Linked DNA regions of Homo sapiens: region 1 is linked to region 2. A link is a loop called in an ENCODE intact Hi-C map of the cell type or tissue named here. Cell type or tissue: Caco-2. All regions are shown on one strand. Region 1 overlaps ZBTB43 (zinc finger and BTB domain containing 43). Region 2 overlaps ZBTB34 (zinc finger and BTB domain containing 34).

The links. A loop is a pair of places that touch in the nucleus more often than their neighbours do. Peaks named below come from ENCODE experiments on the same cell type or tissue, not always from the same donor. Only the 100,000 strongest peaks of a DNase experiment are listed, where the experiment ranks them.
Region 1: it touches region 2 in a loop (9-fold over the local background); 1 of 110 quality-filtered maps calls a loop at or near these places.

The regions. Positions count from the first base shown.
Region 1 is chr9:126,821,276-126,826,275 of GRCh38, reverse strand. All of the region lies in intron 2 of ZBTB43 (zinc finger and BTB domain containing 43), which reads right to left. Among named protein-coding and RNA genes, the nearest start is that of ZBTB43, 19 kb to the right of the region's middle. In Caco-2, no CTCF peak of the experiment used is centred here; a DNase peak (open chromatin) is centred at 1,993.
Region 2 is chr9:126,883,393-126,888,392 of GRCh38, reverse strand. It overlaps ZBTB34 (zinc finger and BTB domain containing 34), which reads right to left. Exons shown (of 2, transcript NM_001099270.4): 2 at 2,515-5,000. Among named protein-coding and RNA genes, the nearest start is that of ZBTB34, 25 kb to the right of the region's middle. RefSeq lists enhancers at 1,505-2,005, 4,243-4,818. In Caco-2, no CTCF peak of the experiment used is centred here; a DNase peak (open chromatin) is centred at 3,052.

The DNA of each region.
Region 1 (5,000 bases), 62 kb after region 2:
CTTTGGGAGGCCGAGATGGGTGGATCACCTGAGGTCAGGAGTTCCAAACCAGTCTTCAACATGGTGAAACCCCATCTCTACTAAAAATACAAAAATAAGCTGGGCGTGGTGGTGGGCGCCTGTAATACCAGCTACTCGGGAGGCTGAGGCAAGAGAATTGCTTGAACCCGGGAGGTGGAGGTTGCAGTGAGCCAAGATCAGTCCACTGCACTCCAGCCTGGGCAACAAGAGCGAAACTTCATCTCAAAAAAAAAAAAAAAAATTGGCTGGGCATGGTGTCATGAGCCTGTAGTCCCAGCTACCCAGGAGGCTGAGGCATGAGAATCGCTTGAGCCCGGGAGGCAGGAGGTTGCAGTGAGCTGAGATGGCACCACTGCACTTCAGCCTGGGCGACAGAGTGATGCGCCATCTCAAAAAAAAAAAAAAAAAAAAATATAAAAAGGAACCAAATGGAAAAAGCTGGAGCTGAAAAGTGCAACGATGCATTACGGGCTGAACTGCATTTCCCCTGCTGCCCCTCAGTTCACACATTGAAGCTGTAATGCCCTGTACCTCAGAGTCTGGCTATATTTACAAGTAGAGCCTTTAGGAGGTAATTAACCTAAATGAGTCCATTTAGATGTGCCCTAACACAGTATGATGGGTGTCCCTATAAGGTGAGATTTGGACACACACAGAGACACTAGGGATGCACAACCACGAAGAAAAGACTCTGTATGGGCCCAGTGAGAAGGAGGCTGTCTGCAAGCTGAGGAAGAAGGCCACAGAAGAACCCAAACCTGCTAACATCTTGATCACAGACTGCCCACTTCCAGAACTGTGAGAAAATACATTTCCATTGTTTAAGCCACCCAGCCTGTAGTATTTTGTTACGGTAGCTCTGCCAAACTAATACAAGCTGAAATTACTTGTTCATAAGAGGGGGTTCAATGGCATGCTTGAGCAGGCAGAAGGAAAAAAAAAATCAACAAACTCAAAGATAAGGTAAATAAAATCCAGTTGAGTAGCAGAAAGAAAGAAGAATGAAGAAAAATGGGCTGGGCACAGTTGCTCATGCCTGTAATCCCAGCACTCTGGGAGGCTGAGGTGGGAGGATCACTTGAGCCCAGGAGTTCGAGACCAGCCTGGGCAACATAGTGAGAACCTGTCTCTACCAAAAATACAATAGCCAGGCATGGTGGCATGCATCTATAGTCCCAGCTATACAAGAGGCTGAGGTGGGAGGATCACTTGAGTACAGGAGGTTGAGGCTGCAGTGAGCCATATTCACATCACTATACTCCAGCCTAGGTGACAGAGTGAGACCCTGTCTCAAAAACAACCACCACCACAAAAGAAAAATGAATACAACCTGAGGTGCCTGTGGGACACCATCATACATATCATGGGAGTTCCAGAAGTAGAGGCACAGAAAAGGGCTGAAAAACAATTTGAAGAAATATATAATGGTCAAACACTTCTAAAAACTGATAAAAGATTTGAATCTACACATTCAAGAAGCTCAACAAACTCTAGGCAGGATAAAGACACATTATAGTCAAACTGTAGAAAGAGCCAAAGCCAAAGAGAATCTTGAAAGCTGCAAGAGAGAAGCTCCTAGTCACGTAAAAGAGATCCTCACTAAAATTAACAGCTAATTTTTCATCAGAAACCATAAGCAGAAACCATATGGAGGCCATAGGCAGTAGGACAATCTATTTAAAGCGCTTAAAAAAAGAAATCTGTCAATTAAGATCTGGCAAAAGTATCCTTTCAAGAATGAAGGAGAAACTAAGACATTCCCAGAGAAACAAAAGCTAAGGATGTTCACTACCTGTAGACTTGCTCTACAAGAAATGCTAAAGGGGTCCTTCAGGCTGAGATAAAAGAACCCTAGACAATGAAAAGCCACATAAAAAAGCAAAGACCGCTGGTAAAGGTTAACTACTTATGTAAATATTAAGTCACCACTGGTTGGGCTCAGTGGCTCATGCCTATAATCCCAGCACTTTGGAAGGCCAAGGCAGGTGGATCATTTGAGTCAGAAGTTGTGATCAGCCTGGTCAACAAAGTGAAACCCCATTTCTACCAAAAAACCAAAAATTAGCCAGGCGTGGTGGTGCGCACCTGTAATCCCAGTTACTTGGGAGGCTGAGGCAGTAGAATCGCTCGAACCCAGGAGGTTGAGGTTGCAGTGAGCGGAGATTGCGCCACTGCACTCCAGCCTGGGCAACAGAGTGAGACTCTGTCTCAAAAAAAAAAGCCATCATTGTTGTACTTTTGGTTTTTAATTCTTTTGTTTCTATATGATTTAAAAGGCTAATGAATGCATAAAACAATTATAAATTTATGTTAATACACATTACACAATATATAAAGATATAATCAGTGACAATGACAACATGAAGGTGAAGGGACAGGAGATAACTTTGCTGTGACTGTACTAAACCTAAGTTGGTACTATTCAAGGTAAGTTGTTAAAAGTTTAAAATGTTAATTGCAAACCCCAAAGTAACTACTAAGGAAATAACTAAAAACATACACAAAAAGAAGAGAATCAAAATGGTTTACTGCCAAACAAACCCAAAACCCCTAAATAATAAAAAGTAGGATGGGGGCAATAATGGAAGAATTGAGGAATAAAAAACATGTAAGACATACAGAAAACAAATAGCTAAATTGTAAAGTGAATCTTTCCTTGTCAGTAACTGGATTAAAAAACGACTCATCTACATGCAGTCTACAAGAGACTCACTTTAGTGTATGTGCTGCCGAGGTGAGCATGAGACTCACTTTAGATATAACGACACAAAGAGGCTGAAAGGAAAAGGATGAAAAAAGATATTCCAGGTAAGCACAACAAAAAATGGCCTGAGATGGCTATATTATTAGAAATGATCGATTTTAAGTCAAAAAAGGTTACAAGAGACAAAGAATTATATGTTGAGTAAAAAGGTTCAATCTATCAAGAAAATATAACAATTATAAACATATACACACCTAACAAGATAACTCTAAAATATATGAAGTAAAAGTGGATAAAATTGAAGGAAGGAATAGACAGTTCTATAATAATAGGTGGAGACTCCAATACCCCACTTTCAAGAATTGATAGAAAAAAGCAGACAGAAGATCTATAAGGAAATAGAAGACTTGAACAACATTATAAACCAGTTAAGCCTGCTATAAAGACATATACAGGCATACCTCAGAGATATTGTTGGTTCAGTTCAAGAACACCGCAATAAAATAAACACCATAATAAAGTGAGCCACATAAATTTTGGTATCCCAGTGCATATAAAAGTAATGCTTACACCATACTGTAGTCTATTAAGTGTGCAATAGCATTATGTCTAAAAAAAAAAAAGTACTCACCTTAATTTAAAAATACTTTATTGCTGAAAAATGCTAACAATCATCTGAGCCTTCAGCCAGTTGTAATCCCTTTGCTGGTAGAGGGTCTTACCTTGAGTGGATGGCTGCTGACTGATCAGGGTGGTGACTGCTGAACGGTAGGGTGGCTGTAGCAATTTCTTTCTTTCTTTTTTGTTTCCCAAGATAGGGTCTCGCTCTGCTGCCCAGGATGAAATGCAGTGATGTGATCACGGCTCACTGCAGCCTTGACCTCCTGGGCTCAAGCAATTCTCCTGCCTCAGCCTCCCAAGGAGCTGGACTACAGGCATGCATCACCATGTTCAGCTAATTTTTGTATTTTTTGTAGACAGGGTCTCACCATGTTGCCCAGGATGGTCTTGAGCTCCTGGGCTCAAGCAATCCGCCTGCCTCAGCCTGCCAAAGTGCTGGAACTATAAGCATGAGCCACCGTGCCTGGCCTGCCAATTTCTTAAAATAGGACAACAGTGAAGTTTGCCACATCAATTGATTCTTTCACAAAAGATTTCTCTGTAGCATGCAATGCTGTTTGATAACATTTTGCCCACAGAACTTCTTTCACAACATTTGAGTCAATCTTTTTAAATCCTGCTGATGCTTTATCAATAAAGTTTATATTCTAAATCAGGGGTGTCCAATTTTTTGGCTTCTCTGAGCCACAGTGGAAGAATTGGACTGCACATAAAACACACTAACACTAACCATAGCAGATGAGCTTTAAAAAAAAAAAAAAAAAAAAAAATCTCGGCCGAGCATGGTGGCTCATGCCTGTAATCCCAGCATTTTGGGAGGCCCAGGCGGGCGAGCACCTGAGGTCAGGAGTTCGAGACCAGCCTGGCCAACATGGTGAAACCCTGTCTCTACTAAAAATACAAAAATTAGCTGGGTGTGGTGGTGGGCGACTGTAATCGCTTGGGAGGCTGAGGCAGGAGAACTGCTTGAACCCAGGAGACGGAGGTTGCAGTGAGCCAAGATCGTGCCATTGCACTCCAGCCTGGGAGACAAGAGAAACTCTGTCTCAAAAAAAGAAAAAAAATCTCATGTTTTAGGAAAGGTTATGAATTTGTGTTGGGTCACATTCAGAGCCATCCTGGGCCACAGGTTAGAAAAGCCGTCCTGGGGGCCACAGGTTAGAAAAGCTTACTCTAAATCCTTTGTTGTCAATAATGTTCACACCATCTTCACCAGGAGTAGAGTCCATTTCAAGAAACCATTTTCTTTGCTCATCCCTAAGAAGCAACTTCTCATCCACTCAAGTTTTACCATGCCTTTGCAATAATTCAGTCCCATCTTCAGGCTCCACTTCTAATTCTATTTCTCTTGCTATTTATTTCCACTACATCTCCAATTAATTCCTCCACTTAAGTCTTGAGCCCCTCAAAGTCATCCATGAGGGTTGGAATCAACTTCTGTTAAGGCTGATATTTTGATTTCCTCCCACCAATCACGAATGTTCTTAACGGCATCTAGAATAGTGAATCCTTTCCAAAACATTTTTTTTGTGTTTCTTTTTTTCTTTTTTTTTAAAGACAGAGTCTTGCTCTGTTGCCCAGGCTGGAGTGCAGTGGTGCGATCCCAGCTCACTGCAACCTCTGCCTCCTGCCTTCAAGCAATTCTCCTGCCTCA
Region 2 (5,000 bases):
ATCATACCACTGCACTCCAGCCTGAATGACACAGATCTTGTCTCAAAAAATAAAACACACATACACCAGTGTTGCAGGCACCAGTGAGTGCTAGAGCAGTGAGCTTTATTGTACATCTTTGGCCAGGCAAAGCACAGCAACCACACAGCACAGGGTCCATGCATGATCCCAAGTTGATGTGGTCTGTAATGCCTTTCCTTCACCGTCGCCTCTCTGCCATTTCTTTTGTGTTCTGAAGTTGTGAGCCCCATATGCTGACAAAAGATGTGCAAGGTTGGTCTGCTGTGAAAAACCAAAGGAAAACCTCATAGGAGATGTTTAATAAGTGCCATTGAGCCAGGCAAGGTGGCTCACACCTATAATCCCAACACTTTGGGAGGCCAAGGCAGGAGGATTGCTTGAGCCCAGGAGTTTGAGACCAGCTTGGGCAACATAGCGAGACCCCATCTCTACGAAAATTAAAAATTAATCAGGCTGGGCATGGTGGCTCACGCATGTAATCCCAGCACTTTGGGAGGCCGAAGCAGGCGGATCATGAGGTCAGGAGATTGAGACCATCCTGGCTAACACGGTGAAACCCCATCTCTACTAAAAATACAAAAACTTAGCTGGGCGTGGTGGCGGGCACCTGTAGTCCCAGCTACTCGGGAGGCTGAGGCAGGAGAATGGCATGAACCCAGGAGGCGGAATTTGCAGTGAGCCGAGATCGCGCCACTGCACTCCAGCCTGGGTGACAGAGCGAGACTCCGTCTAAAAACAACAACAACAAAAAAAATTAGGCAACGTGGCTCACACCTATAATCCCAACACTTTGGGAGGCTGAGGCAGGAGGATCGCTTGAGCCCAGGAGTTTGAGACCAGCTTGGGCAACGTTATGAGACCCCATTTCTACGAAAATTAAAAATTAGACATGGTGGCGTGCACCTGTAGTCTCAGCTACTCAAGAGGCTGAAGTGGAAGGATTGCTTGAGCCCGGGAGGTGGAGGCTGCAGAAAGCTGTGACCGCACTACTGCACTCCAGCCCGGGTGACAGAGCAAGACCCTGTCTCAGGAAAAAAAAAAACAAAAAAACAGCCACTGAGGATTGAGGAGCTTGAGGGAAATGGTCCAGGAAACAGAGGTGAAGACTAGCAGACAATTGGGGATTAGTGGTTGTCCTGTGACATTATAATATTAATAAGCATCCCTGAAGCCACCCAGGCTTGGCCAACAATTGTATGAATTATAATTGGAAGAAACCAGAGTAAAGATAGGTCTGACATCAGGACAAATGAAAGATGAGCCAACGACTGCCAATGGCCTTTGCCAGCAATGCTGTTCAGTGCGGTCTACACAACATCTGCTCCGACTCAGTGCGTTGGCCTCAGTTGATGCTCCTATTTCCAGGACCCCACGCCCTTGGGATATTCCTCGAACCCTGCTGGAGAAGAAGCTCGCCCGTTTCTTGATGTGGCGCTACTTTTCCGGCCTTAGGGAGTAAGCAAATTCATCAGAAGCCATTGCCTCACATTTCAGAGTCACCAGAGTCAAACTGGGGCTAACGAAGGTAGGTGGCTTGCTAAAAGTCACAGTCAAAGGCAGGGATGACAGCCAGGCCTTCAGTTATGCTAGCCCATGCACTTTCTCCAGCATTCCCTTGCCTCCCTCAGGAATCCCCGGGCCCCTAGCTAGCAGGTGAAGCTGGTTCCTGTACGGACCTTTCCTGCTGTGCACCATCACCGCCCATCTCACCCTAGAGGAGGCCTGCTGAGCATTTGCTTTAACAGCAGCCGTTACTCACGGGTAAGGAGCAGGTCACCTCGCAGCCCCACAGGAGCTGAGGTCAATCTTGCCTGCATCCCAGCCACACTGCCTCGTGCGACCTTCGGGAGACACGCATTAGCTCATTCACTCAACGAACACTGCCGAGTGCCTACTGTGGTGCCGGGTCCTGTGCTGAGGATACTTGAGGGAGAGAAAAGAGTTTGTAATCCCTGCTGTCAGGGCGCCTCCAGGTTAGAGGCAGAAATACTAACTGAATCATCTCGCTAATGAATATCCTATTACAAACTGAAATAGGTGCTCCAAAGAGCAGGAACACAGTTCAACAAATGCTATGTTAGAGGGGCCTGACCTGGAGGGCTGCTGGTGGGAAGAGGGGTCCCTGGGCTGGAACCTGGAGGAGGAGGGGGAGTTAACTGGCTGAGTGGAGACAGAAGAGCCTGGGCAACCCCACCCTTTGTGGACGACTGAGCAAGAGATATTCTCTGCAGGCGCGAGGGGCAGGGATTCACGATTTGTTCTGGGGGTGCCTGGGTGCAGACCGAGGCCGACAATTCAGTCGCCACACAAGAGGTCAGAAATATACTCGCTTCTTTCTCTTCTTTTCAGCACGATGGTGGCACAAGAGCTTCTTAGGAAACCCTCACCTTTCAAAAACAGTGATTACAGAAACTATGACACTGCAGATGTTTGTCAGAGCCACTGACACTCACCGAAGCTCAGGGGGCCCACGCAGAGGGAGACCACAGCACATTTGCTCTAGCAGCATTTTTATTTACAAACAGCAATGTCCATTGACTTTATTTATACCATAAAAAAGCCATTTACAAGCAAGAAACAAGAATTCAGAACAAAATTAAGCAGCACTGAAATATTCATGTCACAAATCTAAAACAAAGTGAATACAAGAGTAAAATATCATTTGAATAAATAGTCTTAAATTCATGCTATAAAATAATCCTTAATGGCAAGTTACTAGTTGATACAGCATCCGCTTAGCTAGCTTCATTTACTTCATATGGTGATGAAGTGTGGAGTTGTGAGGTTACCAGTTTATATTGCAAGATAATGACACTGTGTTAAGTCATTCAAATTGCTCAACCATTTATAACGGAAAAAAATGTTAGCCCTACTAATAAAAGTGGTGAGAGAGATGGTTTTCACATTAGGAAAATGGTCATTCTCAAACAAACCAGGTAAGTTTACCTCTTACAATAGTCAGGGCAGCAACCAAAGGCTTGGGCAGCAAGTCCAAAGGTTGAATTCACAGCATACTTGTCACTGAGGGGCAGCAAGAGGTCTGTGGACTGAATCTGCTACAAGGAGAGCCAGGCAAGGCTGACTCCAGGACTTGATCAAGAACTACAATAGCCCCGTCTGTGCCAGACTCAGGAAGGAAACCAGAGAAAGCAGGTTCTCTTCCGGGCCGAGAAGTCAAGCACTGGGCAGAAACAGTGGGAACACTCTGGCACTTACTGAAAAAGACGCATGTGACATGTGACAACCATTACAAATTTGGAACAATGTGAATGACTTTTCTGAACTTTTAGTTCAGTTGCACTGAGTAATATGAAATCTATGATTTATGAACTAGATAGTTTCATATAAAGAATTTACATAATTCCCCAATACTTTCATATATAAAATTTAATAAATAACCCTGACCAGTCTAGAAGCACCATTCAAGGGGCATGTGCCCTTGGAAAATAGTTTAGGTGTTGCATATTTGAGTCCCTTTCAGTGGAGGCTTCACAGGAAACCATTACAGAATTTAACAATAACGAGGACAACAACAACAAAAATCACAGTAACTAAGAGAAAAAGTTGATAAAATAAAATACATTGATCTCTTTAAAGTAAAGCTCATTCACATAGATGATTTTCCCCCCAGCCCTTGTTTCGTGTTCCTGCAAATTTTTCCTAGGGTCTAGGCTGTAAGAACAAAAATAAAAACAAAACCACACACAAAATACGCAGGTCTATATGGTCTGGGCTAAGGGAAAAACAAAGAGTTGGTTATATTTGCTATCATTAGAAAAGACATTTACTCATGCTCTGGAAGATTTAAAAATTATCATTTTCGTTCTACAGTATATTCTGCTCAACAGTGAACCGACAGTATCCTTTCTGCTGTTTAAAAAAAAAAACTAAACTAAAACAACAACAACAACAACAAAAAACACAACTGCCAAGGCAGGGCCAATTGGTTGGGAGGCTTTTTCCACTGACCAAAAAATTAACTTGTCTCCATATACTGTATTTACAAATATAATTTCTAAATGTATTTACAGCTTTAGTAGAAATTAGAGGGTAGAGAACTGATTAGAATGAAAATAACTGTTTAAAACCACAAACATTAGTAAAAGTATAAAATTCTTTGTCTTCACAGTTTGTAATAACAGGCTAAATATCTCTAGAAAAGGACGCTGTCACTGTCTTCACATTGTCTAATATTGAAAAGGTAGCTCAAGAAGAGACTCAATTATGAACAAGCCTATATGAATTCAGGATATATTTTACTGTAAAAGATTTCTTCACATATCACTTTATCTTAATTGATTTCTGCATCTGTTATAAATGAAACACCTAACCTAAAACTGTACAGAAATAGGGACTTTGCTTTCCAAAAAGAGTTGCTCTAAGGAGTTACACAGCGTACTTCGTCTGCGGAGACGTGAAGTGAACTTCAGGGAGAGAATGTTTCGGTTCTGTGGTCATGTTAATCCTCCTGACACATCCTCATGCGGCAAGGCACAATTAATTGCTGCTGCCCGATCTGAATGGAGTTAATCTCTCACCAGTCACACCCCTGGGAAGCATGACAGTGCGAACGCTCAGAGAGGCTACACAGCTCCGTGCTGGCCTAGGCGCTGCCTCCCTCGAAGCCCTGCGGAACTTTACAGTACTGTGTTATGGCTTGAGAATTCATTCTTAACACTGCGAGCAGTGGAAAGGGTAAAGTGTTAGCAACACGAATGGGAGCAAGTGGAACTTGCAAAATGTGGAATCATGATTCTTAGAGAGAAACTCAATCAATTTTCTGCCCCTTAACAGTCCCATTACAATGTTTGAACCTGAACTGTACAATCAAAGCAATGGATATTTTTGTCAAAGACAATTTTGGATAAGTCACTCTTTGGTAAACTCAAACCAGTTAAACAGATTCACAAATACAAAGAACTCCATGTAAATAAGGTTAAGACGGACAATGCCAAGAGCCAGGACGCTGGAAGTGCCCG